Regions from separate parts of the Homo sapiens genome. Here region 1 is linked to region 2. The links are chromatin loops, found by intact Hi-C in ENCODE. Cell type or tissue: endothelial cell of umbilical vein. All regions are shown on one strand. Each heading gives the region's core, and the rest is flanking DNA. Links, peaks and the distances in the headings are about the cores only. Region 1 holds the start of KCNE2 (potassium voltage-gated channel subfamily E regulatory subunit 2). Region 2 has its middle 15 kb from the start of RCAN1.

Region 1 (15,985 bases), core at 4,717-12,716, 270 kb before region 2:
ACTATGTTAACCCAGTCTGGTCTCGAACTCCTGGCATGTGATCCTCCCTCCTTGGCCTCCCAAAATGCTGGGATTACAGGCAAAAGCCACCACGCCCAGCCAAGATTTTCTTTTTTTATTGTCTGTATTTAAGATATGCAACAAGATGTTCTGACGTACATATGTGGAGTGATTACCACAGACAAGCAAATTAACATACCGTTAACATATTACACCAACCATTAACATGTCCATGTTCGTGTGTGTTTTGGGGGGGGGTATGTGTGGTAAGAGCACCTAAAACCTACTCTCTTGGCAGATTTCCAGTATGCAATGTGTACAATGCTTATAAACATTTTTCTTTATTAAAACAAAACAAAAAACCGCCACATATATGGAAAGAGCTGTGCTGGATGCCTAAGGAGGAAGCTTGATGGTTCTAAGCAAAGGCCAAAAAGTGGTCTGATCTATGGAAAAACTGGAAAGCCGGCAAAATTTGCTGTGAGAGCCCTTTCTCTGCTCCCATCTGTGCTGATCTGCTTTTTTCCTACAAGAGCCCATTGGCCTTTTATAGTTCCTGGGGAAAATGAAGCCCCCACGGTTGTGCCTCCTTGAGTTCCAGGACTTCCCCCTCTCCTTCCCATCCAGTTTTAACCCCCACACACCTGTGGCCTGCACGCTGGGGGTTCTTTTCTGTTTCTTTTGATCCTCTTCCTCTTTGAAAATCATCTTTGTAAAACAAACCTAATACGGCACCATTTCCGTCCAGATTCATGCTCCAGGAAGAAAGGGTGCTGGAGGCTACAGGGGGGCCTCACAGCCCATGTGATCTCTGTGTTACATTCATTTTCCACTAACAGAAATCAAAGAACATACCCTGCCATTCGGCCTGTGACAGGGGTCTTTGTTAACTTTGGGTCTTGCTAAAGTTCAGTAATGTCAGGGCAAACAGAACACAAGGAAGCTGAGACGTTCTCTGGCTTTCCGTTGCAAACTAGGCCTGTTGATGATGGTGACAAGCTTCTCAATCCCAGAAGCATGAAGCCAGCAAGGCTGGGAAAGCACCTTGGGGGAAGGCTCCATCAGAAGAGAATCAACTTTATCAAAACTTGGTTTGCTCTATCACAGCAGCGGCATTTCAGAAGCATCCTACCAAGTTGCTTGTTTCATTGATAAACTAAAGAAACCCTACATGTTTGGAGAGTTCTTGGTGAGGCCTGTTCATTGGAAGTCGTCATGCTTGTGTGTATCTTAGAGAAGAAGAAAATTCCAGTAGTTCCTCAGTCAAATGGTGTAATCCACTCCAGAATCATTGCCATCTCTTCTAATATTCTGAACCAGGCACAGAGAAAGTAGAAGCTCAGTGCATAGCTAAATGAAATTACCAGAGATTCTCAATGCCCCCATTTCCAGCTTTTCACAAAACCATTGTGCTCACATTAATAGCATCAAGGAAAGCTTCCTACTCTGTGAGCTCAATTAGAAACGTCATGTATTGTTAATGGTTTTGAAAAGGTGAAAACTTTCTTTTCCAGAGTCTTTTTCATCGGAATGATAATCTTAGTACCTTGTAAATAGATGAGGTGGTTGATTTCATCACAGCCAGAATCTAGAATTATCACCATTCTTTTGGGATACAGTGAGAGCTTTTTTCCAGCCAGACACAGAATGGGCAATACAGGTAAGGTCCCTGTTGTCATGGAGCTCAAGTTCTGTTAGAGACAGGAAAGAAAAAAACAATCAATAAAACAGGAAAACTTCATAATTCAAAGAAGCCACGCACAGCTGTGAGACTATGCACAGGCACCATTCACACTGTAGACTAAGTGACAGCTGCCCCCGGGTTAAGCCCTGCCTTGCCTGGGCAACAGTACATGGCATCCCCACACAATTCAGATAATACAAAGTGCTATCAGGGAAATGTGAAGAAGGAAGAAGCTGTGCCAAGATTGGGGGAAAAGCATTAGAGGCAGAGAGAGCAGCGTATGCAAAGATGCTGAGGCAGTCCGTATAATTGCACCATGAAGAGGTCCCTGTCCTAATCTCTGGAAGCTGTGAATATGTTACCTTACCTGGTAAAATGGACTTTGCAGGTGTGATTATTAAGTTAAGGATCTTGAGATGGGAAGATGATCTTGGATTATCCAGATGGGACAAATGCAATCACAAGGCTCCTTATAAGAAGCAGGCAGGGGGCTCAGGGAGTGGGAGAAGATGTGATCACAAAAGCAGAGGCTGGGCCGGGTGCGGTGGCTCATGCCTGTAATCCCAGCACTTTGGGAGGTTGAGGCGGACAGATCATTTGAGGTCACGAATTTGAGACCAGCCTGGCCAACATAGTGAAACCCCATCTCTACTAAAAATATACAAAAATTAGCCTGGCATGGTGGCAGGCATCTGTAGTTCCAGCTACTAGGGAGGCTGAGGCAGGAGGATCACTTGGACCCAGGAGGCGGAGGTTGCCGTGAGTCAAGATCGTGCCGCTGCGCTCCAGCCTGGGTGACAGAATGAGACTCTGAAAAAAAAAAAGAAGAAAGAGAAAGAAGGAAAGAAAGAAAGAAAGAAGGAAGGAAGGAAAGAAAGAAGGAAAGAAAGAAAGAAAGAGAAAAAGAAAGAAAAAAGAAAGAGAAAGAAAGAAAAAGAAAGAAAAGCAGAGGCTGGAGGGATGCCAGGATGCCAGGGAGAGGGCCAAGAGCCAAAGAATGTGGGTGGCCTCTGGAAGCTGCAAAAGGTAAAGAAATGGATTCACACTCCCTCCTCAACCCCCAGAGCATCCAAAAGAAACTGGCTCTGCTGCCATCTTGATGTTAACCCAGTGAAATCCACTTTGGACTTCTGACCCCCAGAACTTTAAGATAATATTATAAATTTGTGTTGTTTAAGTCACTAAGTTTGTGGTCATTTGTTATAACAGCAATGGGAAGCTAATACAGATTCAAAGACAAAAACAAAACAAAAAGCAGAGAAGCAGGATCAGACTATGTGAGAAGATGAGCTCGCAGAAAGGACCAGCGGCCAGTTTTTCCATGGCCTGGCCAGCTGCACTAAGCATTCCGGGTTTTATTTTCAGGGTGAAAGGAACCCAATGGAGAGTTTCAAGCAGGGGAATTGCGGGCTGTGGTTTGTGTTTCCAAAAGATCCCACTGGTCCCTCTTAGAAATATGTGAATAGGGACAGAGTGCAAAGCCAGAGGCGTGAGCGGCCAGCAGTCCAGGTGTGAGCTGAGAAGTAGCTGTGCGGGGACGTGTTTGGAGAGTCAAATTATTACTATAATAATAATTATTATTATTTAGAGATGGTGTCTTGCTCTGTGGCCCAGGCTGGAATGCAGCGGCATGATCCCGGTTCACGGCAATCTCTGCCTCCCGGGTTCAAGCGATTCTCCTGCCTCAGCCACCCAAGTAGCTGGGATTACAGGCACCTGCCACCACACCTGGCTAATTTTTGTATTTTTGGTAGAAACGGGGTTTCACCATGTTGGCCAGGCTGGTCTCGAGCTCCTGACCTCAGGTGATCCACCCTCCTCAGCCTCCCAAAGTGCTGGGACTACAGGTGGGAGCCACTGTGCCCAGCCTGGAGCGTCAAATCAAAACAAAAAAACCAACAGAGCAGTAAGAAACATATTTCAATTTATTACCTTCGGGGCTAGGGGAAGAGAGACAAGTTCTAAGAGGCTTTTCGTGCAAAAATGGAAAGAACTAGGTTTAAGGCAACAGTGAGAAATGACAATGAAAAAGGCAAGCTTCTGATAACAGCTGTCTGTTTGGCTGGTGAGACGGATTGTGACTCTTCTTTGCAATTGGCCATTGTACTAGTTTATGGCACAAAAACCCAGGCACAGTTTTCAAAGAAGTTGAGATGGGGTATTAAGGGTCTGGTGGGTTCGATGTCACCCAGCACAAACTCATACACCCACGTTCAACCTGTGCAGAGTCTTTTCTTTAACAGGATGCAGAGTCAACAGTATTTGCTAGTGAATTGGGGGTGTGGCAGGGTGACCAAAAAAAAAAAAAAAAAAAAGAAATCTAAGTTAATTCTTTGGTTTTTTGGCTTACACAACTAGAAAGAAAGTGGAGTCACTTTACTGTGATAGGATAGGAGTAGGTTTGGTAGGAGAATTGAGTTATGTTTGGACATCTGAGGTTGAGATGCCTATTAGACATCTGAGTGAAAATGTCAAGTGAGCATCTTGACATTTGATTCTGAAATTCAGAGAAGAGGACTGGACTGGAGATACACATTTGCAAGTCCCCTACAAATACATGGATTTTAAAGAAATCAACTTTATTGTGGTATAGTTTACATAAAATTATACACACCCATTTTAAGTGCATGGTTCAATGAGTTTTACTCAGGTAACCACCTACAACAACCAAGATATAGAACAATTCTATCACCCTCCAAAATTGTCTCTTAATCCTTTGCAGTCAATCTTCCCCTCATCTGGTCATAGAAAACTACTAATCTGCTTTCTGTCACGAGGGATGGCTTTTGTCTTTCTGGAATTTCTAGAAATGGAATCAAACAGTACAACTTCTTTGTGTCTGACTTCTTTTGCTCATATAATCTTTGTGGGATTCATCCCTGTTGGTGCATGTATCATTTATTTGTTCTTTTTTATTGTTGAGCAATATTTCATTGTGTGAATAAAACACAATTTGTTTACCCACTTATCTGTTGAGGGATATTTGGCTTATTTCCAGTTTTTAGCTATTTTGAATAAAGCTGCTATAAACATTCATGAGTTTTTGTGTGGCATATTTTGAAAATTTCTCTAGGTAAATACCTAGAAGGGGCATTGTTGGGAACTTTTGATCTAGTTACCAAACTGTTTACAAGTGGCTGTATCATTTTACATTCCTAAGGCAATGTATGAAAATCCACTTAGCCCACATCCTCACCAACACTTGGTGTTGTCAGTCTTTTTAAATGTAGCCATTCTGGCCAGGTATGGCGGCTCATGCCTGTAATCCCAGCACTTTGGAAGGCTGAGGTGGGCAGATCACCCTGAGGTCAGGAGTTTGAGATGAGCCTGGCCAACATGGCAAAACCCCGTCTCTACTAAAAATACAAAAATTAGCTGGGTATGGTGGTGTGCACTGTAATTCCAGCTACTCTTGTTGAGGCAGGAGAATCACTTGAACCCTGGACAGGGAGGTTGCAGTGAGCCGAGATCTCACCACTGCACTTCAGTCTGGGGGACAGTGAGAGATTCCATCTCAAAAAAAAAAAAAAAGTAGTCATTCTGGTGAGTGCGTAGTGGTATCTCATTGTAATTACAAGTTATATTTCCAATGACGTTGAGCATTTATGTGCTTATTGTATATATTTTTTGGTAGTGTCTGCATAAACCTACTGTCCATTATTATTGAGTCAATTTTTTTTCAAATGATGAGTTCTTTATGTATTCTAGATGCAAATCTGTTGTATATTCTAGATACAAATTCATGGTGGTTATTTTTTTCAGTATATTACTTGCCTTTTTATTTTCTTAATTATGTTCTTCAAGGAGTAAAAGACTTTAATAATGATGAGGCCCAATATATCAATATTTTCCTTTTATGATCCATGTGTTTCAGTCTTTGTTTCCTCCATCTGCTTTTAAGATTTTCTCATTGCTTTTGATTTTAAGCATTTTATGCAAAGGTGTGACTTTCTTTGAAATAATTCTCTTTGAGCTTTTTAGTTCTTGAACTCATGGCTTGATTTTTTTAAAAAGCAGTTTTGGAAAAAATCTCATTCACTATTTCTTCAAATATTGCTTCAGCTTCAGCCACTTTCTCCTCTCTTTCTGGGACTCCAACTGTACTTCTGTTAGTCCTTTTTCCTGTATCTCTCATACTTTCTTGGGTGTATCCTATTATTTTGTTCTGTGCTTCACTGTAGATATTTTCTGCTGACTAGATTTCTAATTCACTAATCCTCTCTTCAGCTTTGCCTATGCTGCTGGTAAATCCATCCACTAAATTGATACATTTAAAAAATAGATTTCTGCGGAGATTCTATTTATTCTTGGGCTGACTCTGGAAATTTATATTTTTCTGGCAAATTATATATTTCATCCAAAACTTCAAATTGTATTTCCAGAGTGACTTTTTATTTAGTTGATTCTATTTTTATTTGTTTTCTCTTTTGTTCCTTTCTGTTTTTGTTCTAAAGTTTCATTTATTCTACATTTTTAGTTTATTTTTTGGTTCTTTTGCTTTTTGAGTTTAATGAGTTCCTATTATTTTCCTTTTATTTATTTTTATTTTTTAGAGACAGGGTTTCACTCTATCACCCAGACTGGAGTGCAGTGGCACCATAATAGCTCAGTCTAACCTAGAACTCCTGGGCTCAAGCCTCTTCCCACCTCAGCCTCCTGAGTAGCTAGGGCTACAGCTATGCACCACCATTCCCAGATAATTTTAAACAATTTCTTTTTTATAGAGATAGAGTCTCAGTGTCTCACTATGTCACCCAAGCTGTTCTCAAACTCCTGGCCTCAAGTGATCCTCCTGCCTCAGCCTCCCAAAGCAGTGGGATTACAGGTATAAGCCACCATGCCCAGCCTCTTTTCCTTTTAGTGAATTCATTTACTGTATAAATTTGCCTCTAAGGTTCACATTGTCTGCATCCCAGAAGTTTTCAAATATATGGCAGTTCCTTTGTAATTTAATATCTTATTATTTATGTGTTTTCCTCTTTATCCATATGTTACGTGATGATATACTTATTTTTTGGTTTTCAGATATATCAAGGTGTACAGACTATATTTTTGCTGATTTATAATTCAACTGCATTGTAGTAATGGAACCCAGTCTACATAAAGCTGATATTTAAAAATTTGGTTGGACTTCTTTTGTGACCCAGCACATGGTGAGTTTTTAAAACCGTTTTATGGACACTTATAAAGAATGCACATCATTTGTTGGTTAGGTGTGGGTTCTCTCCATCTATTTTATAAAGGTAATTAATTCTATTACTCAATTCTATATGTTTACTTTTTAAAAAAATCTATCAGTTTCTGAAACCTAATTCCTACCATTGTGCATGCCTCAATTTCTTGTAAATCTGCCTGTTTCACTTTGAATATTTTGAGTCCATATACAAGCCCATGATTTTACTATCTTCTTCGCAGGTTGTTTCTTTTATCAAATTGTAGTGACATTTAATATCCTATGGATCACCTGAAATTTCAGTTTTTCTTAGATGTCTGCATTTTAGCCTTAGCTTGATATGTTTTTTCATCACCTTATTTTCAACTTTTTATTTGTTTTTATTTTAGATGTGCATCTTTATTTTGTATTTTATTTTTTGAGACAGAGTCTTGCTGTTTCACCCAGGCTGGAGTGTAGCAGCGTGATCTTGGCTCACTGCAACCTCTGCCTCCCAGGTTCAAGTGATTCTTATGCCTCAGCCTCCCAAGTAGCTGGGATTACAGGCATATGCCACCATGCCTGGCTGATTTTTATATTTTTAGTAGAGATGAGGTTTCGCCATGTTGGCCAGGGTGGTCTCGAACTCTTGGGTTCAAGTGATCCGCCCGTCTCGCCCTCCCGAAGTGCTGGGATTACAGGTGTGAGCCACCAGCCCCAGCCTAGATGTTTATCTTTTAAGAAGCATATAGCTAGATTTTATTTTGTTATTCAGTTTAATAATACTTCTTTTAATAGGTACTTATTTTAAAGGATATTGTGATTATAGATATATTCAGATATTATCTTAGTCATTGGGGCAGTTATAGTAAAAATTATAAACTGGATGACTTATAAATAACAAAAAGTTATTGCTCATAGTTTGGAGGCTGGCAGGTCCAAGACCAAGGCACTGGCAGATGCGGTGTCTGGTGAGGTCTCCCTCTTTGATTCATAGACCGTGCCTTCTAGCTGCGACCTCACATGGTGGAAAGGGGAAGGCAACCTCCCTGTAGCCTCTTTTAAAAGGGCATTAATCGCATTCACGGGGTCTCCATCCTCTTGGCCTAACCACCTCCCAAAAGCCCTACCTTTTAGTAATATCACATGGGGAGTTAGAATTTCACTATATGAATTTTGGGGGGACACAAACATTTATGCCACAGCAGATATCTTTCTACCACCTTATTTGGTGATTTCTGGGTTTTGTTTGTTTGTTTAAGACAGAGTCTCGCTCTGTCGGCCAGGCTGGAGTGCAGTGGCACCATCTCGGCTCAATGCAACCTTCGCCTCCCCGGTTCAAGCGATTCTCCTGCCTCAGCCTCCCAAGTAGCTGGGATTACGGACGTGTGCCACCACGCCTGGCTAATTTTTGTATTTTTAGTAGAGACTGGGTTTCACCATTTTGGCCAGGCTGGTCCCGAACTGCTGAGTTCAGGTGATCCACCCGCCTCGGCCTCCCAAAGTTCTGGGATTACAGGCGTGAGCCACCATGTCCGGCTGGTGATTTCTGTTTAAAAGTTTTTTCTTAAAGTGTTTTTTCCCACCTAGTTTTTCATTGAATGGGTAAAACATTCTACATTTGCTTTTATTAAAACAAGAAATGAATTTTGCTGCATTTCAATTTATAGATTTTACTATCCTACCTCGTGCCAGGTTCTGTGCTAAGTGCTGTATATATCTGTGATCACATTTAACTTTTATAACAAGCCAAATGAGCAGGAACTCTTATCTCTATCTTACAGACGAAGAATCCAAAGACCAGGGACAGTAAGTAATTTGCTCACCTGGTTTGCCAGCCTCCATGACACATCGCCGTCCAGTTCTGCCTTTAATTACCAAAGCACAACACGCTGCTTTGATTCCCCTCTCCTCGGCGCCAGAATTCAAGAGTGAAGTTAAACCGCAAGGGCTGAGTTAGAAGATTGGCCTCAGTTCCCTGTTCCCACCAGCAGGTGGCACCGTCTCCTAGCGGAATTCTTACTTGAACGTTTTGCTTCCATTTCTGCAGAGGCATGGTGAACACAGTTACACCACCAAAGTGTTCCTCCTGGCTGAGTTTGCCTATCTTGTTCAGTGAAGACAACCCATGAGGACAAATGGTGTTAATGAGAAGCTTTTGCGGAGTTACAGAGATCCTCGTATTTCTTTAAAATACACCTAATAACGTTAACTCTGCAATAATTTGTAGATCATGTTAAATCTTAGCTATCTTCCTCTTGCCACCCAGTGTGCTTCAAGCCACATGGTTCAGAGCACCATTTAATGTGAAACTCCAATTTTAAAACAAAGTGAACCTTCCTTTTACAAAACCATGAGACAAGTTACAGAGTAATGACCACCCACATGACCTTGAAGTGATTTTGAGTGAGTGAGTGTAACTTCCGTGGCTGCCATTTAAATTGGATTCAAATCCAAATGGCTCCACCTCCATGTCATCAGACCTCTTGTGCCCTGATTCCCTTGGCTAAGTTCACAGTACCTTCCACATCAGGTTGTGGCAATGATTACCTGAGGTTAATACGATAAAAGCACATGGTAAGCACTCCTAAATGATAGCCAATATAAAGACTCAGTTCTCCCAATTCCAAGGGTCCCCACCATGATAGAAAAGGATCTTTTGGTAAATAGAGTATGTTTAGCTCTTGCTAGGTCTTTAAATACTTTGCTGGGGGCCAGGCACCATGGCTCACACCTGTAATCCCACCGCCTTAGGAGACTGAGGCTGGAGGATCCTTTGCGGCCAAGAGTTTGAGACCAGCCTGGGCAACACAGCAAGACCCTATTTCTACAAAAATAAAAATAAAAATTAACCAGGCTTTGTACACACTTGTAGTCCCATTACTTGGGAGGCTGAGGCAGGAGGATCCCTCAAGCCCAAGAGTTCAAAGCTGTAGTGAGCTATGATTGCGCCACTGCACTCCAGCCTGGGTGACAGAGTAAGACTCTGTTTCAAAACAACAACAACAAACAAAAACCTCAAAACCTCTTTGTTGGACTTAACTTCCAGCTCCTCCATGTAGTACCTTAGTACCCTTGCAGCCCGTTTCTCTTTTACAAGACAACAATGTTGTTATAAACTCATTTGGATGTGGTCCCGTGGAGGAGTATTTACCAGAATCTAGCTTATTTAGCGTCTTCAGAACACGGCACTTGCCTGGAATTATACTGACCCCCTCAACCCATACCAACCACCCAGAGATGGCTGTTCTTGGCTCCTCTCCCTGGGGCCCTGTCCTTCCCACATCGTCTTCTTCTTCTTTCTTCTTCTTTCTTCTTCCTTCTTCTTCCTTCTTCTTCCTTCTTCTTCCTTCTTCTTCCTTCTTCCTCTTCCTCTTCCTCTTCTTCTTTCTTCTTTCATTGAGACAGAGTCTCACTCTGTCACCCAGCCTGGAGTGCCGTGGTATGATTTCAGCTCACTGTAACTTCTGCCTTGTGGATTCAAGTGATTCTCCTGCCTCAGCCTCCAGAGTAGCAGGGACTACAGGTGTGTGCCACCACACCTGGCTAATTTTTACATTTTTAAGTAGAGACGGGGTTTCACCATGTTGGCAAGGCTGGTCTTGAACTCCTGATCTCAGGTGATCTGCCCGCCTCAGCCTCCCAAAGTGCTGGGATTACAGGCGTGAGCCACCCCACCCAGCCCTTCCCACGTATTCTGGCAGGGAATGCTGTTGTCCCCCAAGCCTACCCTAAGAGGAAGACTTCTTCTGGGGAAAGATGTTCACTGTACCCAGGCCCTGCCCTGGCTGGAGCTGGCAGGAAGGGTCCCAGAGCAGGAACTTGTGCCACTCTGCCCAAAGCCAGAGTCCCTGAGGCACACACCCCATCAGGCACCAAGGTGAATTCCAACTGCCAGTTAGTATTTAACTTTCCACATACGATTAGATTAAACATGTGGGTTCATAAAAGCATAGGATTGCAGACTGCAGTTGCAAGGGCTTAGATGGTTGTAAGGTGAAGGTGCCCAGCAGGCTGAGGCTTGTGTGCAACCCAGAAGAGAGCTCGCTAACGCCAGCAAGAAGGTTCAGAACAGCCTGGCTTTGGAAAGGAATTTCATCCTGCCCACACACTGCATAGGTAAGTCTTAGCACACATTCTTTATTTTTTGAGGAATTAAGTAACAAAGTTATCTATGTGCCTTTTCCAGAAAATGATAAAAGGAATGATTTTCCTGGTACATGGCCTGGCTCCTCATCCACTCTTCCTTCTTTCCTTCTTGTGTTTTCCTTACTCATTTCTTTGTTAATTGCCTTAGAATGAAAATTTTGAGAGTTTTTAAAATGGAGGATTCATGGTAAACGTAGGTAATCATATTGTTTTCTCTTCTTGATATAAAAATGAAAGACTTTGCTGCCTTTTATAGGCCCAGGTGATGTGAGCGATCTACCATGTTTCAAGAAAAGAAAACTTTGGGGCTGGGCGCGGTGGCTCACGCCTGTAATCCCAGCACTTTGAGAGGCTGAGGCAGGCGGATCACCTGAGGTCAGGAGATCGAGACCAGCCTGGCCAACATAGTGAAACCCCATCTCTACTAAAAATACAAAAAAAATTAGCCTGGCGTGGTGGCTGGCGCCTGTAGTCCCAGCTACTCAGGAAGCTGAGGCAGGAGAACGGCATGAACCCGGGAGGTGGAGCTTGCAGTGAGCCGAGATCACGCCACTGCACTCCAGCCTGGGCGACAGAGTGAGACTCCATCTCAAAAAAAAAAAAAAGAAAGAAAAGAAAACTCTGGACTTTGGGGTCAAATGAGTGTTACTTTCCTAATAGTGTCCTGATTGCTGTTGTCATGAATAACACACATTCATGACAGGAATGGCTGGAATTAGGGGATCATTCTGTAGCCTGGAGACAGGGCACAACTAATGACATGTGTAAGCTCAAATCATGGTCTTGATCTTATGTCTTGTACCCAGTTGAGCCAACTGGTCACAGCAATGAAAACAGTGAGTTATTGGAATGTGTGACCTCTGCTAGGACAGTCAGTGCTGGACACTGGCTTGGGTGATGTGAGTTCTAGTCCAGGCACTGTGGCCAACTTGAGAGGCTTGTGATCTTGGACAGGTGACTTAAGCCCTCTAGGCTATAGTTATTCCACCTATCAGAGAGCAAACCAGCCTAAATGATCTCCAGGGGCCCAGCCTGTGCTAGGACTCAGCAAGAAGCATTCACTGGAAATGTAGGTCCTCCTAGGTTGATACACATGAATTGCCCATATTTGACCATTTCTAACCTATATAAATGGCTATTTCATATAATTCCAGAGAACATAAATGGTAGTTGTCTTAGCATTACTAAAGTAAATGCCTATTATGATATTCTACTTAGGGGTAGGATAAGTATGTATACCAAATATGGTTTGTTTCGATTTGATTTTTGAGACAGGGTCTCACTGTCACTGCTGAGTGCAGTGGTGTGATCATGGCTTACTGCAGCCTTGACCTCCCAGGTTCAAGCTATCCTCCCACCTCAGCCTCCTGAGTAGCTGGGACTATAGGAGTGTGCCATCACATCCAGCTATTTTTTTATGTTTTGTAGAGGTGGTGTCTCGCTATGTTGTCCAGGCTGATCTCGAACTCCTGGGTTCAAGCGATCCTCCCACCTCGGCCTCCCGAAGTGCTGGGATTACAGGTGTGAACCACTGTGCCTGGCCTCCAAATATGGTTGATGTCTATCAGTCAGTTAAACAGTAATTCTGGGAATAAAAAATTGAAATCAACCCACTTATAATTGGAATGTCTTAGCATAATGTCCTTCAACGAAGCTGCTTTCACACACTGTGATTTGTTTTTTTCCTGTGGTCATGGAGCAGGCATGGGCCACTCGGCCACATCTCATGCATCCGTATTCAAAAGCCAAATCCCTTTTGGATCCTGTTTATTTGGCCTGGCCACGGGTGAGCACTTAGACATTTAATCCCTATAGGCCCTTTCATCCCTGTGATTAAGTCTTATCAAAAAGCACCTCCTGACCGGCTTAGCAGTGGGGCCTTTGTTCACATTAGAAGGGTTGAACAAATAATGGGCAGTTGGGGCTGCTTAGCTCTAAAAGGCTGGTGAACGCTGCCATGCCTGCACCTGGAAACAAACCCAAATGACTCCAGTGGAATTCAGCACTGAAGTCCCTCATCTCAAAGACCTTTTGTGGCAGAGACTCTTGGATGGGCCTTAGGGGTCCCAGGAGTCCCCTGAAATTGAATGTAGAGCTTCCTACGTGCATAGGTATACTTTCTTGGGGAAAAATTAAGTCACATCATTTTATTTTACTTTTCGAGGGATCTTTAACACCGCCCCTCCCCCACCCCCAATTCCCACACCCCTTAAGAATAAATTAAGAATCACTGTTCTGGTAGTTTCCAGTTGAATTCCACAGAGGAACTGTCATTCATTCACACCTTCATTCAACAGATTTTTAGTAAAGATTTGCTACGTACCCATCGCTGTGTAGGGTCCCGGGATTCAGAGATGAGTAAAGCAATCCCTGCCTTCCGGGGGCTCAAGCTCTCCTGTCATCGGGACTCAGTTACTGAATCTCACTAAACATCCTGAAGGTAGGAGTTTATAGAGTGGTTTTGAGGATCACATGAATAAGCACACAATACATGGGTAATTCAAAAACGAAAACAAGGCCGGGCACGGTGGCTCACGCCTGTAATCCCAGCACTTTGGGAGGCCAAGGTGGGCGGATCACGAGGTCAGGAGATCGAGACCATCCTGGCTAACATGGTGAAACCCCGTCTGTACTAAAAATACAAAAAATTAGCCGGGCTTCGTGGCGGGTGCCTGTAGACCCAGCTACTCAGGAGGCTGAGGCAGGAGAATGGCGTAAACCCGGGAGGCAGAGCTTGCAGTAAGCCGAGATCGCGCCACTGCACTCCAGCCTGGGCAAAAGAGACTCCATCTCAAAAAAAAAAAAAAAAAAAAAAAAAAAGGAAAAAAACAAAACTAACATGGTCATTTGCAGAAGGGGCAGAAAAAGGGTCTCTGCCTAGACCTGGGGAGGTCAGGGAAAGTACTATGGATTGGTAACAACCGGCTGGGCTTCCTACAAGAGAAAAAGACTATACTCACAGAGCCAGACCCCATCTCAAAAAAAAAAAAAAAAAAAAGTCTGGCATGGTGGCTCAAACCTGTAATCCCAGCACCTTGGGAGGCTGAAGCAGGGGGATCACTTGAGCCTAGGAGTTTAACAACATAGTGAGACCTCATCACTACTTTTTTATTTTAAAAAAGAGTTAATAAAAAATAAAATGAAAATAAAAGGGTAAAAGAGCCAGTGGCAAAGTCTTGAGTGGATTAAAGCCAGCTCAGCTAACTTTCACAGCAGACTATATCATTTTAAAGGGGAAAAAGCACATCTCTGTTACATTGCTTAGGAAATATGCTTGGTATATACCCTGGGGCAATCTTATCTATTTGTTAAGTTTCCTTCCAACCCACTAGCCTGTGTGGCCAGGAGAGGGAGACAAAGATCTTAGAGCTCTCTAAATAATAGAACTTAAAACATCAGACAGAGAAGAGTATATTATCTTGGTGATGGTAATTCTCAATGAGGAAAATCCTGGGGAGGGATGTTCTGTGGGAGAATGCCTGCAAGTTTATTTGTTTAGTAGGTTTGATTATTCAGCTGATTGAAATTCCTTTCCCAGATGGGGAGATCTGATTCTCTTTTCATGAAGGAAAGAAAAGTCACATGCTAAAGAGACGGGCATGTCTTTAGAACGGCAGCAGGCAAACCCACTGCTGGGATCCTGGGGCTTTTACTAGTGGCTAGTCACAGGTTTACCTCCTGCCTGTGCTCCTTCTAGCTGTGTTGAAACCCACTTGCCCCATCTATGAACCGTGTTCAGCTCCATTTTCTGAGCCCCCTTATCTTTTTGTCCATACCTGTTGCAACTCTTTGCACGTTGCATTGTCATTGATTTGGTCTCTCCCATTCAACTGAGCCTCTCACAGAGTTCCTGTCACCTCTGCAGTTTCATCGCCTAGCATAGTACCTGGCACTTTAATTCATGCATCAAATGTCCATTGAGTGCCTTCTATGTGTTAGACATCTGCTATACCGAGCTAGACAAAGTTGGCAGACATGACAGCCGAGTGGAAAAGATGAGCCCCTAAACCAATAATCACACACACACACACACACACACACACACACAATATATATATATATATATATATATATATATATGTATGTTATATATATGTATGTTATATATATGTATGTATGTATGTATTAAAAAATCTTGGCCGGGAGCGGTGGCTCACACCTGTAATCTCAGCACTTTGGGAGGCCGAGGCAGGTGGATCACGAGGTCACGAGATCGAGACCATCCTGGCTAACATGGCGAAACCCCGTCTCTACTAAAAATACAAAACATTAGCCAGGCGTAGTGGCGGTTGCCTGTAGTCCCAGCTACTTGGGAGGCTGAGACAGGAGAATCACTTGAACCTGGGAGGCAGAGGTTGCAGTGAGCCAAGATCGCGCCACTGCACTCCAGCCTGGGTGACAGAGCGAGACTCCGTCTCAAAAAAACAAAAAATTTTTGCCTTGCAATCGTTTGCCTTGATGTTATGTCTAAAGCCCCACAATTCTCTAAAAACAGAGATGTATAAAAAAGCACACGTATATAATTCTCTGAAAACAGAATATAAATGAGTCATTGCTCCATTTAACTGACATTTGTTGAGTGCTTGTTATAAATATGGCATTATTCTAGCTGGTGTGAGGTTACCAATTTTTTTTAAACAAAAGTAATATGAATATATACACACACATTTAGTGACTGCATATGTGATGTGTGCTTTTGAAGAAAAAGGAGATGCTGTTGGAGGAAAATGGTGGTGGTGGTGGGAAGTGATTTAGAGTAGAACCAGGGAAGTCTCAGAAGTGACAACTAGCTGGAACCTAAAGAACGAGGAGGTAGCAGGTGGAAGAGAAAGGCAAAGGCATTCTAGGTTGAGAGAATAGGATGTGATAATGTCCCGAGGAAAGAGAGCTTACTGACAGGGAGGGAAGATGTCAGGTGTGACCGAACTGTAGTGAGCAAAGGGTAACTGAGGAGGTGGTCAGGAGCCTGCTCAGCCAATGGGGTAAATACTGTTAAGGAA
Region 2 (15,985 bases), core at 4,255-12,254:
AGTGGAGGGAAGGAGAGAGATGGACAATACATAAAATAAGTAAATACAACATGTAGATGTTGATGATATGCATGGTGAAGTACAAAGGAACAAAAAAATAAAGCAAAGAAAAGGAACTGGAAATAGGGAGGAGGGAGGATTTCAGCTCTAGCAACCAGGGAAGACTGAAGAAGGGGGAGAATGCCATGGCTACTTCTGGAAAACAGCACTCCAGGCAGAGGAGAAAGTGCAAAGTCCTGGGGGCAGCAGCTGCTCATCTTGTTGAAGCAACACTGCAAAGGCTGTGATAGGTTTCTTCTGGGGCTGGGTGAGTGATCAAGGGGGTGAGTAGTGTAAAGTTCAGAAAAGTGATAGGGTCAGATCATATAGAACTTTGTAGGTCACAGGAAGGAGTTTGGGTTTCATCCTCATTGAGACAGGGAGCTGGTGGAGGCTTGAGCAGAAAGTAGCTAACCTGATCTTTCTTACAACTACTAGGAGGACTCACTTGGGAGCTGTGTGCACAGAACACTGTGTGGGGACAAGTGTGGAAACCAGAGACCTCTCAGGAGGCTGTTGCCATCATCCCAGTGGGAAAAGGTGGGAACTTGGGTCTGGATGGAAGACCCAAAGTGGTAAGAAAATGGTAAGATTCTTTCTATATTTTGAAGGCTCAGACAACAGGATTTCCTCAGGGTATTAGTTCCTTATGGATGCGATAATAAATTACCATAAGCTTAGTGGCTAAAACAATACAAATGTATGGTTCTGGGGGGCATAAGTCTAAAATGGGGAAACGGGGTCAGCAGAACTGTGTTCCTTCTGTGGGCTCTGAGGAGAATCGCTATTTTTTTTTTCTTTCTGAGACAGAGTCTCTCTCTGTTGCCCAGTCTGGAGTGCAGTGGCATGATCTCTGCTCACTACAACCTCCGCCTCCCAGATTCAAGCAATTCTTCTGCTTTAGCCTCCCAAGTATCTGGAATTGCAGGCGCACACCACCATGCCCAGCTAATTTTTTATTTGTACTTTTAGTAGAGACGGGGTTTCGCCATGTTGGCCAGGCTGGTCTTGAACTCCTGACCTCCGGAGATCCATCTGCCTCAGCCTCCCAAAGTGCTGGGATTACAGGCGTGAGCCACCGTGCCCGGCCTATCTGCCATATTTAGAGAAAAGGAGGCATCAAGACTGACTCCAAGGCTACAGGAAGAAGCTGCCTCTAACCTGGATAAGGTAGACTGTGAGAGGGACAGGTTGGGGAACAGCTATCCTTAGCTTACTTTGGAGCAATTCAGGATTGAGAGACCCCTTAGAGGTGACAGTGGGGGGACAGGGCTCTAGATGGCATCTAAAGCCACTGGGCCACTGAGATCCCCTAGGGAGTGAGTGTAGCTGTTGACAAGAGAGTCTGGGGTCTGGACCAGGGGCACAGTGACACTCAGACACCAGCCAGCAGTGGTGCCTGAGAAGGGGGGTCAGAGAGGCTCAAGAGCCACCAGGCAGGTGGGGTATTCTGGAAGCCAACAACAGAAAGGGCTTCCCAGAGGAGGGAACCAGCGCTGCTGAAAGTCAGCTTGGGAAGAGCCCTCTGTGACTAGCGCTGCTGAGAGGTCAGCTTTGTGGGGACAGGGAACTGAGTTTGGATTTCCAAGTTTGGCAGTCCTTTTTGACCTTGGCAAGATAAATTTTGGAGAATTATTTAGAAGTAAAAGCCCAATTGGGAGCAGAAAAATGGAAGATAATGAGTGTAAGCAACTCTCTCAAGAAGTTGTGCTGTGAGGAGAACTGAGAAGTGAAATAGTACATGGAAGAGGAAGTGGGAGTGAGGGGAGGGTTTCGTTTGGTTGAAGATGGGAGAAGCCACCCCAGGCCTGTCTGCAGGTTGGGATGATCCAGGAGAGAGGAAAGCTTGATGACCGGGGCTGGGAGGGGGAGAGAATTTCTGCAGCCATCTCTATGGGAAAGAGAGAGCACCTGGTACATGAACAGAGAGGCGGGTCCCAGGTGGCAAAGCAAATCTGTCCATCGACACTGAAGGAAAGCAGCATGTACCACGGATACCCTGGGCATCAGTGCATGGGACGATGAAATATTGGGGCAGGGCTGGTGAAAGCCACTTGTGTTCATCTCCATCTTCTCAGTAAAAGAGGAGTCTGAGTGTGAGGATGAGGAAGGTGGCATTGAGTGTTGAAGGCAAGAGAAGAAAATGTGAAGTGATCTTCTAGGAATGTGGGAGAACAAATGGACTAGAAAAATATAGGAGGATTATATATGCACACCAATGTCATATGAGTATCAATGTCATATGAGTATCAAATATGTATACAACATGCAAATATATGTATATATATTAATGTTTACATGCAATTACGATATATACATATGTTAGTAGATATAAGCAAATATATTTATATGTCTTATGTATAATATGACACATGCTGCAACATAATTATAATCTATAGTATCTAATATGTACTAGATGGTATATGAATATATGTTCATACATCATACATGAATATAGCAATATAGGCAGATAAGATATGTTACAATGTATTATTAAATTGTGTATATTATATGATGTGCAATAAAAACACAAGTATTTATGACTTATCTGTCTCCTCCACTCTATCCAAAATATATGTAATGCACGTTATAAAACATAAAGAGAAATAGGAATTTTTAAAGTATAAGAATAGAGAAATAAACACAAATATAAATATGTCTTGAGCTGTCATCCTCATTTCATCTAGAGTGGAATCTTGATGAAGGGAAGCTGTTTATTTTCACTACCACTCTGCCCCGCCTAGAATGTCCTGGGCCTAGAGGGGGACTTCAATAAATATTTATTAAATGAATTAATGAAAAATGTATTTTATACTTGAACTTAACCAAAAGGCTGAGAAACGATGAAAAATATATCTTATTTATTCAGAATCAAAAATATTTTGTTTTCTTAAAAATCTCCTGTTATTCTCAATGACTTATTAACAATGTCTTAGTCAGTGTAATGTTATTAAACATGCCTCATCCTTTTGGGAAATCGTGGAGAACCATGAGCAGCATGGAGTGCTGTGCTTACTAAATCACAATATCCATTTTTCAATCCCATCCACCAAATTTAGAAGGGATTATTATTATCACCGAGTAAATTTCCATGCTCCTTGACATCAATGAGTTGTTTTTTCATATTAATTGGAAGTTGTTCGTTTTTATGTTTCACAAATGGGTTTTAAAACTCACAGAACCCCTTGGAAGCTTTTAGACAGCTGATAAAATTGTGTTTCCTAGTTTAAAGTGCAAGATATGAGAACTTTTATAGATGTCACACATCGTTTTTTGGCAATAAAATCACTTAATGATGGAAACCTTTCCAAACTCCTGTTTTCAAGATATTCTTACTGTAGCACAAGTTTCTGGCAGACAGTGATTACTTTCTCACACATTGTTAACTGGCATCTTGTGCTTGAAGGGCCAGGTCAAGCTGGTTTATTTATTTATGTTAAATCATCACCATGGCTCGAACCTTGTAACCTGGCTGGCAGTTGCTCATGCGCAGAGGGGAGATGTACCAGCTCTGTTCCTTTCTTGCCATTCATCTCTGCTTATGTCCTTAGAAATAGCTTCATACCTTAAGTTCTAGGGTACACGTGCACAGCGTATAATAATGATAATAATAAATAAATAAATAAGTAAAAAGAATCCTGAAAAAAAAAAAAAAAAGAAATAGCTTCATACCATTTCTTAGCAGGCATCCTTGCCAGACACTTGCCTGTTTGTGTGAGGACTGGCTCAGTTAAAGACTAGATAATATAAACCACACATTCTCTTAATGAAAATTTGGGATCTGCAATAACAGCACAATTCTGGAAGCAGAGAAGGTGTGTGGAGCCATGTCAGCCCACACCACCTGGCACCCCAGGTGCCCATCAGGGGGCCTAGTGCACCCCTCTGATGCCTGTCTGGCTTCTGCAGCAAGAGCAAGCACCAGGGTCAACCCACATAATAAAGCAGCAGAGGAATAATTTTCTTTTTTAGAAAAAAGAAAAACCTAATATAAACAGAAGCGCTAATATTTTTCACTCATCCCAGTGAGTGGAGGTCATCACCTTCCACCATGGAGACCTTGACCTATAGGGTGGATGAGCGGGGAATGGTGGGCAAAACTCCACCAAAGAGAGCTGCTTCCTCCCAGACTGTCTCGCTCTAACCCCTGGACTGCGACTTCAGGCTGAGGGGCTTTACCTAGGTCAGAAACACAGGCTAATTTCCCAAGAACACATCAAACACAACAGGTCAAAATGAAAGCCATCTTTCCCATCCAGTCTACTCACTCTGCTCTGTCCTGATTTCTACCCACAAGCTGCTCAGTAACCGGGGAAGAAACCCAGGAGCCCTGAAAACTGCTCCCTTTGTCTTATCCCCGACTCCCCCACCAACTGACCTGCTCGCCCACTCCACACAGCCAGTCGCCAAGTCCTGTCCACTTTCCCTGCTGAATCATCGTGCCGCATCAGCTGAGTTTACCCCCTCTCCTAGAGTCCCACTCCTGGTCTCTCAGCTCAGAACCATTTCTTTCTCTGCATCATTTCTTACGTGGATCACCTAAGCTGCTTCGAGACTGAATCTTTGCTTGAAGGCAGAGCTGATGACTTTGGAGCCTTCTTCATCCCGTGGTTGATCTGATTACCAGGAACTTTTCCCAGGACTAGGTATACAAACACAGATCATTCAATTCTCTAACAGATGAAGGCTGCGGTCCCCTATAAGATGCAGTCCATCATATGATGCCCTCTTAATTACTTTTATGACATGCAGCAATCATACTTCATTAGAACTCTTCTCTTTCTTCTCCACTAAACTGTGAGCCTCCTGAGGACAGGAACTGTGCTGGTTTCCTTGTACACAGCATGATGCCAGGCACACAGTAGACATTTGATACTTGTGGTATCAAATGTGTGTGTCATTTGAGAAGAGGCATCTTCTTATAATTTTTTTTTTAAAAGAGATGGGGCCTCTCTCTCTTTCCCAGGCTGGAGTACAGTGGTGCAATCTTGGCTCACTGCAGCCTCGAACTTCTGATCTCTAGCAATCCTTCTGCCTCAGCCTCCCAAAATGCTGGGATTGCAGGCATGAGCCACCATGCCCAGCCACCTTCTTATAATTATATGTGCACCCCCAACCTCAAGCACTTGACAGCTGACTGCTGAAGGAATGAATGGATGAATGAAGGAATAAATGGATGATTGCCAACAGCCCTCAAATAAACAGAAGAGCAGGTTTTATAAGGCTGCTTCTCAGAGTTTCCATAAATGCCAGCTCAGGGAACATTAACCCAAGTCCCATTTGTTACATGAAAGCAGTTCTGAGGTAGCTGACAGTGCCATCCTCCATCTGGCTTAATTCAGGAATAAATTTACTCTACAATAATGGTTGGACTGTATACATTTCAGACAACCTTCCATGAGTATGGAGGTTGCCATTGAGATGTCCATCTGTCCTCCACCTTAGGGAGCACTAAAGAGACCCTAAAAGTTGGTCTCTTTGTTTTACATTCTAATCACTTTCCTCAAATTCACATTGATTTTTCCAATGCTTGTATAGCTTTTTGTGGAGCAAGCTTTTTTTTTGTTTTTTTGTTTGTTTGTTTGTTTGTTTGTTTTGAGACAGAGTCTCACTCTATCACCCAGGCTGGAGTGCAGTGGTGCAGTCTTGGCTCTCTGCAACCTTCACCTCCCGGGTTCAAGCAGTTCTCATGCCTCAGCCTCTCTAGTAGCTGGGACTACATACAAGTTTGAGCCACCACGCTTGGCTACTTTTTGGATTTTCTTTTCTTTTCTTTTCTTTTTTTTTGAGACAGAGTCTCACTCTGTCGCCAGGCTGCAGTGCTGTGGCACGATCTCGGCTCAATGCAACCTCTGACTCCCTGGTTCAAGTGATTCTCCTGCCTCGGCCTCCCAAGTAGCTGGGATTACAGGCACGTGCCACCACACCCAGCTAATTTGTGTATTTTTTGTAGAGATGGGATTGCACCACATTACCCAGGTTGGTCTTGATCTCCCAACCTCGTATCTGCCCACCTCGGCCTCCCAAAGTGCTAGGATTACAGGCATGAGCGACTGCGCCCAGCCATTTTTGGATTTTTTTACTAGACACAGGGTTTAGCCGTGTTGCCCAGGCTTAAACTCCTGTCCTCAAGTGATCTGCTCGCCTTGGCCTCCCAATGTGCTAGGATTATAGGCTTGCGGGATTACCTGGCCTGCAAGTATATTTTTGAAACCACCTTACTGAGGTACAACTGACATACACTAAACATATTAAAACTGTACAATGTGATGTTTCGAGAGAGTGAGCATATCCTTCCTCCTGCAAGTATCTTCCTGCTTCTATGTAATTCCTCCCATCCCCACCTCCACTCCCACTGTACCCCAATCTGTTTCCTGTCACTATTGATAAGTTGAGCAAGTATATATTTAATCTTTAAGAGCTTCCTCGCTTTCTGTTCCCTTTTCATAAATTTCCTGCTTTTTAAAGTATTGCTTTATTATCTTATATCTCTCTGGAGTTTTAATTTGATTAAAATATTTTTTGGTCCCCGGAGTTATTCTCTGCAGCCTCCAAAACAGTCTTACTAGTTTATTTGTCTGGTCTGTCTCATTTAGCTTGCATTCTCCTTGCATGTCTGTGGAGCCTTTATTTATCTAAGGACACTAGGTAGCTAACATGCATTTCCTTTGCTATTGAATAAGATTGTTTCCCCAAGGTGAGTGGCAGCTCTAAGCAAGGAAGGATGGAGTAAAGCGCCTGTCTGGCTGTAGTGAGGGAGACAGTGAGTCAGCTGTCAGCCTGTGGACCCCCAAAATGCCAATGAGGGCATATCTGAGACAGGGTAATTTATAAAGGGAAGAGGTTTAATGGACTCACAGTTCCACATGGCTGGGGAGGCCTCACAATCATGGTGGAAAGCAAAGGAGGAGCAAAGTCACATCTTACATGGTGGCAGGCAAGAGGGCTTCACTTGGGATGCAGCATTGACGAAGAATGTCATAGCTTCTGGCAGACGTTTGTTCCATTCATTGGAAGAGCCATCTGGGATTTTGCCTGATTCTGTATGCTGTATATACACATGTATATGTGTGTATATATATGTGTTTATGTGTGTATTATGTGCACATGTGCATGTGTGCATATCTGCAGCATGCATGCTTGTATATGTGTAGTGTGTGTATCTAGGTATACACTGTATGTATGGAAGGCAAATATATTGTATGATGGAAGGCAAAGGAGGAGCAAAGTCACATCTTACATGGTGGCAAGCAAGAGAAAGCATGTGCGAGGGAACTCCCCTTTATAAAACCATCAGATCTCATGAGACTTATTCATTATCACAAGAACAGTATGAGGGAAACCACCCCCATGATTCAACTGTCTCCCACCGGGTCCCTTTTATGACATGTGGGGATTATTACAATTCAAGATGAGATCTGGGTGGGGACCCAGAGCCAAACCATATCACCCCCTCCTACAATGTGGAAGCACCACTGCCATTTTATTTTATAAACATAAATGTTTTTCCTTCTGCTACCACCATGCACCTGTTTTTTATTAGCTGTGGCCAGAAGACAGTTGAAGTTGTAGGTTATTTTCTGCTCTAAACATAGACTCTTTATGCAGCAAGTTGGAGGCAGATCCATTTCTTTGCTGATACCGTGGCCTCCCTTATTACAATGGAAGGGCCCTTTGCAGGATCCCTGTGGCCACCTCACTTTTATGTCAGGAACAATCAAGTTTCCTTAGAAAACAGCTGGATCCCCAATGTTGCAGATGATGTTTTGATGAAAATGTTCAAGGCATTCTTTTCCTTTAGCCAACTTCCTTGATAAAACTTTCCCAGTAAACATAGTCTTACCATATGATCCAGCAATTGCATCCCTTGGTATTTACCCAAATGAGTTGAAACTTATGTCTGCACAAAAAATGTTTATAGCAGTTTTGTTCATAATTACTAAAATGTAGAAGCAACCAAGATGTCCTTCAATAGGTATTCACCTATTGATAAACAAATGGTGTTGTACCATACCATGAAATATTTTTTAATGATAGAAAGAAATGAGCTGTCCGGCTAGGGAAAGGCAAGAAGGAATCTTAAATATATGCTGCTAAGTGAAATAAGCCAAGATGAAAAGGCTATACAGTGTATAATGTCAACTGCATGACATGATGGAAAAGGCAAAATAATGGAGACAGTAACAAGATCAATAACCATTGATCCAGGAGTTAGGGGGAGGGAGGAAGAGGTGAATAGTGAATTTTTAGGTCAACAAAACTATTCTGTACAATACTAAAATGGTGGACACATGTCATTACACATTTGCCAAAACTCATAGAATGTACAGTACTAAGTGTGAACCCTAATGTGATCTACGGACTCGAGTCAATAATAATGTATCTTTATTGGCTTATCAATTATAACAAATGTTCCTTAGTAACGCAAAATGTTGACAATAGGGAAACTGTGTGGCAGAGGAAAGGGGCACCTGGAAAATCAATATATTTTCCATTCAATGTTTTGAAGACCTAAAACTTCTTTAAAAACAATCTATCACTTTTTCAAAAAATTGTCGAGTAATATGCCCACAAACCACCTGATTTAAAGTGGGAAAATAAACCTGCCAGAACAAACTAGTTTGCAAATCGCACCTCTTCAAGGTAATATAGAGGACATGTGTTAAAAGAATGATTTCAATTTTAGAGTAGCGAATTGTGAGGGTTTTTCTCCCCTTAAATGTGCAGAGAATAAAATGCATTTGTCTTTTGGGGCCACTCCAAGCAAATGGCAAGATGAGGGAGAGGAAGCTGTGGAAACACTACCACCTAGTGGTAGAAGACAGACTTTCAAAAACGTGGCCTAAGGCTTTGCAGAATTCATTTTCCAATAACTTTGGGGACATGCTCACAACCCTTTATAAAAGCTGGGAGAAAGAAGAAATAGAGGAAGGAGAGAGAGGTAAATGGCTGCCCAAGTGGTTAGGAACTTAACATTTTCCATCAGGCCGATCAACCTAGGGAGAATCATCAGATCTGGAGAGTTCAGAGGCTGCTACATAGACAAGAGACAAAAAAGGCACTGCAGGACCTGCTTGCTTAAAAACGCCCCTGCCCCACAGTACTGCCCACACGTACTGGATGTGAATTCCCACAGTAGGCAATAGGCCAAAAAATGTAGGGTACCCTCATGCAATGAGTGCCTAGGGGGTGCCTGTTCTGGGCCAGGTGCCCCTGTAGGCATTGGGGATAAATATTATATCCAAAAGACTGTCCCTATCATCTGGAAATAAGGGCAGCTTTCAAGCCCTCCTTCCTGAGTGCAGAAAGATGTATCCCTTTGATCATGAAAAGTGTGTGGGAGGAAGACTTTGGAGGGCAACTCTGGAGCTAGGGAGGGCTCCTGGCTAAGAGGGTGTGTTCAAAGGGACATCTCCACCCAGGGTGGGAAGACCCACTGGGCAAGAAGCAGGGAGGTGATGGAAAGTTAGCCATGGCCTGCCTTTGCTTCAGGTCCGAGGGGGGCGGGGGTGCTAAGGGCAACACAGCAGACTCACCAGCCTCTGGTGAAGTACTTTAGCTGGTTAGTGAGTGGCTGGTTCTAAGTTACTTTGCCTCAGCAGAGGAGAATTCCTATGATGAAGGGAATCCAGGCAGCATCAGCCTCCGCTGCCCCTTTGTCACTGCTGAGCTGTGCACACCTAGACTGCCCTGTGATCACTTTCCCAAAGCTGCGCTAATAGAGTACCACAACTGGGTGGCTTGGAAGAATGGAAACTGACCCTTTCATGGTTCTGGAGGACGGAGTCTGAAGCCCAGGTGTTAGTGGGGTCATACTCCCTGAGTATGAAAGCTCAAAGGGAGGAGCCCTCCCTGCCTTTTCCAGCTTTGGTGGCTCCTGGTGTTCCTTGGTTTGTGGCTGCATCCCTCCAACCTCTGTCTCCATCTTCACATTTGACTGGCATGTTATGTCACATCAGGAGAACACAGCAGTTCAGTGTCGGCATTTCTGTCCCTTTGGTGTATCTATGAATGTGAGGTCTTTCAAGCTAAGGGGAATGTCTGTTGAGCTCTTTCTGCGCCAATAAGGGGCCAGCTTGGAAGCCTGCGTGCCTGTTGACAGCTACCCTAATATATTGTTGATAATCCGAATGGACTCCTATGAAACAGAAAACAGCAGGTGATGTCATTTGCTCATAAATATTGAATGCCTCTGCTCAGGAGGATGGGGACTGAAGTTCCATCCAAGCAGCTCCTCAATGCTCGTAACAAATCTGAACTTGCTCTCTCCACTGGAATATGAGCAGGTTCTCTGCATTTTAACAAGTGGACAGTGGTTATGCTGCTTCTGGGGGCTCCCACCCTGAGAAAGGTTCATCATAGCCTGATCTTGAAGGGAATCAATAATCGGTGTCCAACTGAAACTGGGTTGTGTCGATTAAAGTTGTGGACTGTAAGCAAATGCCTAAAAGACCTCTCGTTGACAGTGAAATAAGAAAATGAAAATGCCTTATGAAATTCTGAGGCTGTTGAAACTTTATATCTGGGCAATTTCACCAGAGAGCTCCGTGCCACAAATGGAACCAACTGCTTTGAGGGATAGTAATGTGGATGTGTAGCACCAGCTCCAAAATGACAGTCCCAGAGATGCCCTAGGTGTTGAGTTGTGGGATCAAGGGGAGAGCTGTGACAGAGAAGTCAAAGGAAGAAGGAACCGAGGAAATCCCCAAATGTGATGCTCCCCTGCCACGTAGGTCATCTGCACGCTGATGGCAAGACTTGGAGCCATGAGCTGTGTCACCTGTTGCATCTCCTTCCTCCTCCCACAGTGCTGTCCCACTTTGCTGATCCATTTTTCTCCATAACATTTATCATCATTTCACATAGTAGATTTGTAATTATAATATTGTAAAATATTCCATTTTTGTGCCTGTATTTGTTAACTATTGCTGCCATAACAAATCATAAACGTAGTGGCTTGAAACAATGCACGATTTTTATTTATTTATTTTTTTACGATTCTAGAATTCGAAGTTCCCACTGGGTCTCACTGGGTTTCACTAAAATGAAGGTGTTGGCAAGGCTGTGTTCTGTTTCAGAGGCAGAATCAATTTCTTTTTCCTTTTCCAGCTTCTGGAAGCTGCCTGCACCCTTTGGCTTGAGGCTCTCCTCTATCTTCAAAGCCAGCCATCCCATCATCTCGACGTCTGCTTTCATCACTTCATCTTTTTTTGTTTTTGTTTTTGGAGACAGAGTCTCGCTCTGTTGCCCAGGGTGGAGTGCAGTGGCACGATCTCGGCTCACTGCAACTTCCGCCTCCCGGCTTCAAGAGATTCTCATGCCTCAGCCCCCCGAGTAGCTGGGATTACAGGTGCCCTCCGCCATGCCTGGCTAATTTTTGTATTTTCAGTAGAGATGGGATTTTACCGTGTTGGCCAGGCTGGTCTCAAACTCCTGACCTCAGGTGATCTGCCCACCTCAGCCTCCCAAAGTGCTGGGATTACAGGCGTGAGCCACCGTGCCCGGCCCACTTCATCTCTTTCTCTGACCCTGAAAACTCTTCTGCCTTCTTTTGTCATCTTTTAAGGACACTTAAGACTACATTGGCCCTTCATAGACAATCCAGGATCATCTCTTTATTTGAAAGTCAGGTGATCGGCAGCCTTCATTTCATCTGCAACCTTCATTCCTCTTTACCATGTAACATTCACAGATTCCAGGAAATTAGGGCATGGGCATCTTTCACGGGGATGTGAAGAAAAACCTCAAAGCATTTTTCCTTAGCCCTCGCATCACAACAACAATAAACACAGAAGACTTCTGTGGCCAGCTCGGCATGGTGGCTCACGCCTGTAATTCCAGCATTTTGGGAGGCTGAAGTGGGCAGATCACTCGAGGTCAGGAGTTGAAGACCAGCCTGGCTAACATGGTGAAACCCCGTCTTTACTAAAAATACAAAAATTAGCCAGACGTGGTGGTGGGCCCCTGTAATCTCAGCTACTTGGGAGGCTGAGGCACAAGAATCCCTTGAACCTAGGAGGCAGAGGTTGCAGCGAGATCACACCACTGTGTTCCAGCCTGGGCGACAAAGCGAGACTTTGTCCCCCCTCAAAAAAAAAGACTTCCGTGACCAAATGTGTGGGTATTATAGGGATTACTTCCCACACACCAGCAAGCAATCAATTCTGCGTTCTGCAGCGGACACCAGCTGGGTGTCCTCCAATTCAATTTAATTCTGACACTATCTACCCAGGGACAGCCTCAGAAACCACGGGCCCAGGGCTCAGTCCCACAAGAGTGGCCCCTCCTCCCACCTGCCCCAAGTCCGGGTCTCAGGAACTTCTGACCAACTGGTTTCCAGTTGAGATTTCCAACACCCCCTTCGGTTTTGATTAATATGCTAGAGAGGCTCACGAAACACAGGGAAACACCTATGTTCACTGGTTTATTACAAGGGATATATTAAAAGATACAGAGAAACAGCCAGAGGAGGAGATTCACAGCATGAGGTCTGGAAGGGTCCTGAACACAGGAGCTTCTGTCCCCATGGAGTGGGGGCCCAACACTCTCCCAGCACCTGGATGAGTTTCTGTTCACTTTCCTGTCCACCTCCATGTGCTCAGCTCTCTGGAAGCCACTGGACCCTGTCCTTTGGGCCTTTTATGGAGACTTCATTGGATAGGAATGACCAAAGCATGGACAACCACATATAAATGTGACTGGAGGCCGGGCGCAGCGGCTCATGCCTATAATCCCAGCACTTTGGGATGCCGAGGTGGACGGATCACAAAGTCAAGAGATCGAGACCATCCTGGCCAACATGGTGAAACCCCATCTCTACTAAAAATACAAAGATTAGCTGGGCATGGTGGCATGAACCTGTAGTCCCAGCTACTTGGGAGGCTGAGGCAGGAGAATCAGTTAGACCCAGGAGGCGGAGGTTGCAGTGAGTTGAGATAGTGCCACTGCACTCCAGCCTGGCCAAAGAGCGAGACTCAAGAAAGGAAGGAAGGAAGGACGGAAGGTGATTGGACAAAAAGAGTGTGATCTAAGCCCAGCAAGTCCTCAGGCTCTTCTTGGCGTCTCCATGCAGTATTCCTTCATCCAGGTTATGGGGCAGGACCCTCTCTGGAATAAGAGTTTCAAGACCCACAATTAAGACAGGTGAAAGGAGATCAGGAGAAGGTCAGAGAGATTCTCTTCACTCTAACAAGAGCTATGGGAGTTACGAGCCAGAAACCACGGACAAAAACCAGTATCTCATAATATCATAGGGGGCCATTATTCTGCCCACCACAGCCTCCTTCCTCAAATGTAGGCTTCGTGAAGGCAGGAATTTTTGTTTCTATTCTTAATAAAAATACAAATATGATGATGCCACTGCCCTACTTGTCCTCCTTCTCTAAATCCATATAGAGTCAAACATCCTTAGCAGCAGGTATTTGCTGGGGTTCCCTCAGAATAGCCCTGAAGTTAAGGGTTTGGGTGCAAATGATGCCATCCTGGGAAACACAGGCAGGGGAACAGGGAAGTAAGACAGGACGCAGCAAGGAGCCATGGACCGCCATTGTTCCATGGTGGCACAACATGGTGGAGCCCTCTTGTGGGGGAGTGTGGAACACCCTCAGAGTTGCCCACCCAAAGGGTAAGGAGGCAGGGGTGTGTGTCTGTCCTCCCACTCCCATTGAGGTCTGTTGCTGGTGTCATTAAGTATGCAGCACTTCCAGCCTGTCCCCCAGGGAAGCTGAAACAGCCTTCAGGGGAATCCAACGTACCTGCAGCAGGACCTCCAAGGCTTGTGAGAGCAGAGGGGATTCAGGGATTCTGTGGGGCACCCACAGCATCTCTGCATGCAGCTCACAGTGCCCATGAGATCTGAACATGCATTTATCTTGTGTAAGATAAGGCTATTTCCCTTGTAGTTGGTGCAAAAGTCATTGTGGTTCTTACCATTAAAGGTAATGGCAAAAAACTTTTTTTTTTTTTTTTTCTTTTTTGACAAAATTTTGCCCTGTCACCCAGGCTGGACTGCAACCTCCACCTCTCACATTCAAGTGATTCTCCTGTCTCAGCCTCCCGAGTAGCTGGGATTCCAGGCATGCACTACCATGCTTGGCTAATTTTTTGTATTTTTAGTAGAGATGGGGTTTCACCATGTTGGCCAGGCTGGTCTCGAACTCCTGACCTCAAGTGATCCACCCGCCTTGGCCTCTCAAAGTGCTGGGATTACAGGCATGAGCCACTGTGCCCGGTCAGCAAAAACCTTTTAATATTTAAAAACATTAAAGTTTTCACCTTTAATGGTAAAAACTGCTATTACTTTTGTACCAAACTAATATTTCCCGGTTTTTGAACTGAAAATCCTGTCTTCTTGAAACACTCCCCTCAGTCCGGGCAAACTAGAATGGTTGTTCACCCTGTCTGGTACTGACTCTTGCAGTAGACAAAGATGAGATGATTTACAAGGTGGCATTTAAAGTTTGCAACTCTGCCAGCAGCACTGGGGGCTGGCTTGTCTACACTGTTTCAGGGTGTATAGATTGATAGTAACATCTGCTTTAACCAGTTACACAGCCTCATCTGCCTCTAAAAGATCCCTCTGCAGAGTTGCAAAAGCTCCCTTTCGATCAAGGTAATGTGCACACATTTGGTGGGTCATTCTGAAGACCGAGTTCACGCTGTGCAAATGAGAAAGGACAGCGAGGGTTTGTGCCTAAGTTTTCTAGCCTCTCTTAGGTTGCCTCCATTCTCTTTTCCTGACGTGCTCTATCCCTCACCTTTATTAAAGCTGTAGATGAGTGCACCTGTGGCATACCTTTGAGTCCTTCCAATGATTCCATCCTAGAAGGATCTGCTCTAGCCTGATCACTCACCCCTTCCTTTGCAAACTCCTCAAACACCCTAGAAATAGGGCATTTCTAGCTCTATTGACTTGCTTGTGTTTGGAATCATGCCAGGATCTCTCCTCGCTCTGAACCTTGGCATTACCCTTAGATTCCCAAATGTCTCGTTTGGCCCCTTAAGGCTTATAATGGTGCCCCTCTTCTGTGCTCTCAGAGCTCTTGGTGCTTGTCCTCCACTAGCATTTACCAGCCTGTGCTGGACTTGCCTGCTTTCTGGCTTGAACCCTCCGGGACTGTCTTAATCTGCTTAGGCTGCCATAACAAAGTACCACCGACTGGTGGCTTCAACAACAGAAATGTATTTTCCCACAGCTCTGGAGACTGGAATTCTGAGATCATGGGACTAGCGTGGCTCCATTCCTGGTGAAGACTCTTCCTGGCTTGCAGACAGCTGCCTTCTTGAGGTATCCTCCAGTGCAGTTCCATTGTGTGTGTGTGCAGAGAAAGAGGGCCCTGGTGTCTGCTTCTCTTCTAATATGGTCACCAATCCTATCAATTTAGGATCTCACCCCATAACCCTGTTTAGCTTTACCTCCTAAAACCATAGCTCTAAATATAGTCACATTGGAGGTTAGGGCTTCAGCATATGAATTTGAGAAAGGGGACACAACTCAGCCCATAGCATAGACTGTAAGCTCCCTGAGGGCACGGACTGTGCGGCATTCATCATTGAACTCCCGGTGCAATAATTGGCAATAAACATTTGCCGAGTAAATGAATGAATAAACTGATGAGGATGTCAGAGTCTTGCTGCACTCTTCACAACACCCCTCTGAGGTGAGTGAGACCTCATCCATTCACTGCAACCTTCTTCTGCTTTTTCCTCTCTACAGAGCTGAAGAGACAGAAACTATTTCCCAGCCTGCCTTGCAAACAGGGCTCCACATATGATTTGGAAGCTGCTGATTAGGTGCAGCCATGAGAGAGCTGACTTTGGAACTGAATTAAGTGCGAAGGGAGTGGCAGTAAGGGTCATATATATTTTTGTTGGTGCAGATCTAGTCGGTGTGGAGGGGCCATGGGGGTAAACATTGTCATGGTAGCCCCTGATCTCCATCACAGTT

What was found. Peaks named below come from ENCODE experiments on the same cell type or tissue, not always from the same donor. Only the 100,000 strongest peaks of a DNase experiment are listed, where the experiment ranks them.
Region 1: a loop joins it to region 2, with 19 times the contacts of the local background. A loop is called at or near these places in 19 of 110 quality-filtered maps.

Annotation. Positions count from the first base shown.
Region 1 is chr21:34,353,197-34,369,181 of GRCh38, forward strand. KCNE2 (potassium voltage-gated channel subfamily E regulatory subunit 2) reads left to right here and starts at 10,810. Exons shown (of 2, transcript NM_172201.2): 1 at 10,810-10,955. It overlaps LOC105372791 (a long non-coding RNA gene), which reads right to left. Exons shown (of 3, transcript NR_188571.1): 3 at 1-1,691. In endothelial cell of umbilical vein, for the core only: a CTCF peak has its summit at 8,824 (motif pointing right); a DNase peak (open chromatin) is centred at 8,835; H3K27me3 peaks cover 824 bases.
Region 2 is chr21:34,621,894-34,637,878 of GRCh38, forward strand. No RefSeq gene overlaps it. Among named protein-coding and RNA genes, the nearest start is that of RCAN1, 15 kb to the left of the region's middle. In endothelial cell of umbilical vein, for the core only: a CTCF peak has its summit at 8,848 (motif pointing left); a DNase peak (open chromatin) is centred at 8,848; H3K27me3 peaks cover 1,205 bases.